Regions from separate parts of the Homo sapiens genome. Here region 1 is linked to region 2. A link is an interaction called in ENCODE POLR2A ChIA-PET data of the cell type or tissue named here. Cell type or tissue: IMR-90. All regions are shown on one strand. Links, peaks and the distances in the headings refer to the core of each region. The heading gives the core; the rest is flanking DNA. Region 1 has its middle 33 kb from the start of YAE1-DT. Region 2 overlaps LINC00265 (long intergenic non-protein coding RNA 265).

What was found. Peaks named below come from ENCODE experiments on the same cell type or tissue, not always from the same donor. Only the 100,000 strongest peaks of a DNase experiment are listed, where the experiment ranks them.
Region 1: POLR2A ChIA-PET joins it to region 2 with 5 read pairs; 3 of 35 experiments call an interaction of 5 or more read pairs at or near these places.

What each region holds. Positions count from the first base shown.
Region 1 is chr7:39,531,495-39,534,304 of GRCh38, reverse strand. No RefSeq gene overlaps it. Among named protein-coding and RNA genes, the nearest start is that of YAE1-DT, 33 kb to the left of the region's middle. In IMR-90, for the core only: no CTCF peak of the experiment used is centred there; no DNase peak of the experiment used is centred there; H3K27me3 peaks cover 493 bases.
Region 2 is chr7:39,748,153-39,750,962 of GRCh38, reverse strand. All of the region lies in intron 1 of LINC00265 (long intergenic non-protein coding RNA 265), which reads right to left. Among named protein-coding and RNA genes, the nearest start is that of LINC00265, 16 kb to the right of the region's middle. RefSeq lists an enhancer at 417-1,254. In IMR-90, for the core only: no CTCF peak of the experiment used is centred there; a DNase peak (open chromatin) is centred at 1,612; H3K27ac peaks cover 304 bases.

The DNA of each region.
Region 1 (2,810 bases), core at 86-2,585, 220 kb after region 2:
AACCCGCGGGCCGCAGGCGGCCCAGAATGGCTTTTAATGTGGTCCAATACAAATTTGTAAACTTTCTAAAAATATTATGAGATTTTTTTGATTTTTTTTTTTTTTTTAGCTCATCAGCTATTTTTAGTGTTAGTGTATTTTATGTGTGGCTCAAGACAATTCTTTTTCTTCCAGTGTGGCCCAGGGAAGACAAAAGATTGGACACTGCTGTTCTAGACCATCCTTCAGTGTCAGGGACACTGGGATTCCCTGCCCAAACACTAAGGTTTGCCCTTTTGAGGGCTAATAGTGCCATCTGTGTGCCTAGAGGGTGGCCGACAAGTGGTTGTTTGGCAGGGACCGTGGTTGCAGGGAGACAGAGATGTACACATGTATATGGAAGAGGTCTTTATGATCTGGGCAGAACTAGAAGAGGCATGAGAGAAAGGCATGAGAGGTGGGTTGTGGGCCAGGGGCCTCCATTTGTATTACTGCCCCAGGGCTGTAAATGTTAGGGGTAGGCCCGAATGGGAGTCCAAGCTTAGAAATTTTCAAGCAAAAACACTGGATTTGCAAATAGTTCCTAATAAGATTGAGCTGGCTTGCCCTTTTGCTAGATTCAGCCCCAATTGCTTTTACTTCTATCTGCCAGGTCACTAATAGTTCACAGCAAATAGTTCACAGTGATAGCACTTGTCCTCTTAGTCCATAGCTATAGTCCTTGAGATGCTGGGGTAACAAAAGAAGAGAAAGACTGTCTGGCATAGAATTTAGAATTTTAGCCTGACTCTGAGAGGCACACTTTCATGGAGGCTTTGGAATCAGAGTTCTGTCCTGAGACCTGGATAAATTGGGCTCCTGGCATGGGCTTGCACTTCAGGGGGCTCTACTTTTTGGAGTGACTCCCTTGAACTTTTCTATTAAATAACTTCCCTTTAATGCCTGGGACAGGCAGGAGTTAGCAGAACCAACCAGGTGGGATTCCTTGGCTCTGTCTCAGGGCCCATGTTATTCCTGGTGCCCATTTCTCCCTTTTTGGGCATTCTCCCATTCTCTACCATTGGATCTGGGGTTAACCAGATGGCCCAGGACCACTGAGGCTTGTGTCAATCACGTTGTCTTGACATGGACATGGACTAGGACTAGGAATCCAGTTCCAGGGGGGCAGCCTGGAGAGCAGATAGTTCCTGCTGGCCAGCTAGTATTTCTTTTGTAGGATCACATAGAATTGGGCTGCCAGGTGGTGTGGATATGCTGATTTGGTGACTCAAATAGTTTATGTAGATAAGGGCTTTGCAAAAAAAAATATTTGCCTGGGCCCCACACACCCTAGGAGCAGCCCTGGTCAAGCGCTTGTGCAAACGGCAGTTGCTTCCCCCACAATTCCTTCTAAATCTGCGGTCTCCCAAACCCCATAACAAGGACTCACATTCTATAAAGAGCAGGAACCAAGAGGCAGAGGGGGAAGTCCTGGGTATTTAATTCCTCTGCCTTTGATGTAGATGGTCCAGTCCTGACTTTCCAGCTGAGTGGAGACTTGCTCTTGGTTTCCACATGCAACAGTGACCTGCTTGAACCCCACAGGGAGGAAGATGGAGGATGCCTCACGAGTATTGAGGGTAATTGGTAGTGGCTTTGAGGAAGATAATGTCCAATCTCTGGCAGAGGCTAGGGAAAGGGGTAACTTGAAAAGGTGAAAAGGTGTGACTTTCATTATTCTGTCAGTAAAACTGAGTTTCCAGCACAGTCTGTAGGTCCAAAATAAACCCCCTCTTCATCCAATCTTCTGTTGTGTCTGCCCTAAGAAGGGTCTTGTGGAAGAGAGAAGATGAGCACACGACCGAAGGGCAGCACACAGCTGCTGCTCATAATGTGGAGAGTTGCAGTGCACGTTTGCTGGGCACATTACATCCATTATCTGGTTTAATACAATGATGAAATTTGGGGTGAGTACTGTTATTGTCTCCATTTCACAGACAAGGGAATAGAGATTAGAGTGGTGAAATAATTTGCTCAAGATCACGTAGCTAGTAAGTGGTGAAGTCAGGATTTGAACACAGGTTTCAAAACAGGCTGGAGGCCTGTTTGTGACCTGAGGGCCAAACTTCTATTGTGGGGTGAGGATAATCTATCCTGCAAAGGAAAATTTGGGGCCTTGAGGGCCTCACTGGGACTCAGGAGAGAGCTCTTAGATGGGCTCTGTTAGCTGATTTTAAAGAGCCTAAAGTACTTGCTGTGACCGATTTCTCTTTCTGCGATCAGCAGCTTCAGAGCATAGCACGCTTCAGCTGCTCTTAAAAGGTTACTGAAAAGTGGGTGTGAGGTATTGACATTAAAAAAAAAAGATCGTATTGTGGTTCTCTTCACCCAAGCACTTCAAAAACCTTTCTAAAACACCTCATGGAAAATCCCATTGTCACACTTTACAGAGTAACAACTGACCACACTCATTCAGAAAATCAATGGCAGAGTAAGTTTGATTTGAAGAAATGGAGCCGAACTCAAGACCCCTCTCGCAGGTCAGACCCAAATCACAATCAACTGTCGTTATAGTTGGGTCACCCTGGTCCTAGGTGATTTGGAATCTATATTGTGTTGGCACATTTTTAAAAAAACTAACTTGTTTATATGTGGCTTTTTTTCTTCTTTTTTATTGGGGGCTGGGAGGATGAAGTCTCACTGTGTTGTCAGGCTGGAGTGCAGGGGCATGATCTCGGCTCACCGTAACGTCTGCCTCCTGGGTTCAAATGATTCTCCTGCCTCAGCCTCCCGAGTAGCTGAGATTACAGGCATGCACCACCACGCCTGGCTAATGTTTGCATTTTAGTTCA
Region 2 (2,810 bases), core at 113-2,612:
AGGATAAGTGCCACAAAGAAAAATAGCTCAACATAACATAACAGTGCAAAGAGCAGCTAGGGAGAACATGTTCTGTTTAAGTAGGAAGATCAGGGAAGACCTCTCCCCACCAGGGTGACATTTGATCAAAGACCTGAACGAAGTGAGGGAGTGAAACGTGAGGTCACCTAGAGTAGGGGTTGGCAAACTTCTTCTGTAAGAAGCCAGACAATAAATATTTTGGCTTTGTGGGCCATACAATCTCTGTTGCAGCTACTCAACTCCGTCCTTGTAGCAGGAAACCAGCCATGGATAACATAAATAAGTGTGGCTGTGTTCCAATGATCTCTTATTTTATGAATGGTAGAATTTGAATTTCATGTAATTTTCATGTATCACAAAATATTATTTTTCTTTTTTTCCCAATCATTAAAAATTGTAAAAAATATTGTTAGCTCAGAAGCTGTACAAAATAGCCTGTGGGTTGCATTTGACCCATGGACCATAGTTTGCTGATTCTTGATCTTAAGCAAACACATTCCAGGAGAAGCAGCAATTCCAGCCTGGATGGGGAACATGCATGACTTGATGACAGAAAACAAAAGAAAGGTCCATCCCGAAACATCAGTTAGTAGTCATTATGGAAGACAGCCCACTACACTCATTCCAAATGATTTTTACCTAACTTCCCAACTTCTAACTTTCTAGCTAACAACTTGTTGTATATTGAGCACCCGTTGAAAGACAGACACCATGTTCCAGAGAGATGGGCGGATTGGGAGAAACATCTTAGAGGAAGTAGGTATTGAACTGGTTTGGCTTTGAAAAAAATGAACAAGATACCAACAGGTGAGTCTGTTGGAGAAAGACTATTCTAGTTAGAGGAATAACCTGAATAAAGGCATGAAAGTGGGAGAGTTCCATGGTGCAGGCTAGAGATTCTTGTAATCCCCATCAAGTATTGGGTGTATGTTGCATATCCTAACACTTTGAAAAGCAAGCCCTAAACAATGGTACTCAAACCCTTGCCTGCATCAGAATAGCCTGGAGGACTTGTTAAGCCGACTTGTTTGTTAAGCCAACTTTCTAGACCATTCCCCCAGGGTTTCTGATTCAGTAGATCTGGGGGAACACCAGAGATCTGGGGGAAAACCAGAGAATTTGCATTCCTAATAAGTTCCCAGGTGGTTCGGATGCTGCAGACCCTGGAAGCACACTTTAAAGAGCCACTGCCCCACAGGGTTGGCTGCTACAGAGGAAGAGTGGGCTCTAGCAAGCTTATATTGCCTACTTTCAAAGTGAGGGTGATACCTCAGAAGTTTGCCTGAGATCAGCTATAAAACATAATAGTGCCAGGTCCATCCTAGGCTTGCTTGTGCATGAATTCTCTTCCTGTCCTGTAGTCTTTCCTGCAACTTCTAAGCCTTTCCCAGAAGGACTTAAAATTTGTAAATGCATTTCATGTGGTGCTTCTGCTTCTAGATTATTTTAAAAAGTCATAGTGACATGTTTGCCATCAATAACAAAAAAAGCAATAATACGGAGTGGTGTACATCACACCAAGCATTCAGAGAATCCTATGATGTCATCAAAGGGACAAAATAATTGGAGACATTTTGAAAATGACTCATACAGTGAGTTTGTGTATCCTCCTCATAAGTTAAAGGCCAAGATTAAACTCAAGCTCTCCAGCAGCTAAACATATCATAATAAAACTTCCCATTTGCAGGTACTACTGATTTTTTTTCTTATTCATTCTTTTAGAGTGACAGAGCAGCACATATTTCTTTAAAATCCTTGACTTGCATCAAATTTCCAGTGATTGAAAGGCAAGCAGTAGAAAGACCAATATGCCCCGAAAGAAATAGGTTTTGGCAAGCTGGGCATGGTGGCTCATGCTTGTAATCCCAGCACTTTGGGAGGCGGGAGAATCACTTGAGCACAGGAGTTCGAGACCAGCCTGGGTAACATAGCAAGACCTCATCTCTACATATATTAAAAGGAAAAAGAAGGGGGAAAAATAGGTTCTGGCCAGGTGTGGTGGCTCATGCCTGTAATCCCAGCACTTTGGGAGTCTGAGTGGGAGGATCACTTGAGCCCAGGAGTTTGAGACCAGCCTGGGCAATATAGCAAGACCCCATCTCTCTATATAAAAAATAATTAATTAAAAAATAACAAAATTAAAGCAAAAAAGAGATAAGTTTTTAAAACTCATCTGGCCTGGAAACCACCAGGCCAGATGTGGTGGCACCCACATCTGTAGTCCCAGCCACTCAGGAGGCTGAGATAGGAGGATCACTTGAGTCCAGGAGTTCAAGGCTGCAGTGAGCTATGATGGTGCCTGTGAATAGCCAATGCACTCCAGCCTGGGCAACATAGTGAGACTCTGGTTCTTGAAAAAATAAATTAATTAATATTAAATCCAACTAAATATATGGAGCAAAAAATCAAAGTTTGAATTCAGATCAGTTTGATGGTTTGCTGAGCTTGTTGCTGACTAGTCTCTTCTAAGGGATAAGGCCCTGTCTACAGACTAAGGTTGGTACCACACGACCCTGTTCTCCATAGCTATGGCTTATTGGGCACTTGATCCAAGGGTGGCCTATATCAGACTGGCCAGCAATCTATGATGTGGCATGTCTTAGAAACCTGAGCTGGGCCAATCAGATTCCTCATTGAGGAACTGATAGTTAGGAAATAGAGGGAGACTGGGCTAATTCACCATTAGAGCTAGCAAAAGTCTCCTGTGGGCCATGTGCAACTCATGAGTATGAAGAGGCTTAGCCATAAAGGGAGGAGGACAGAATGGACAGATTCACAAGAAAGCAGCA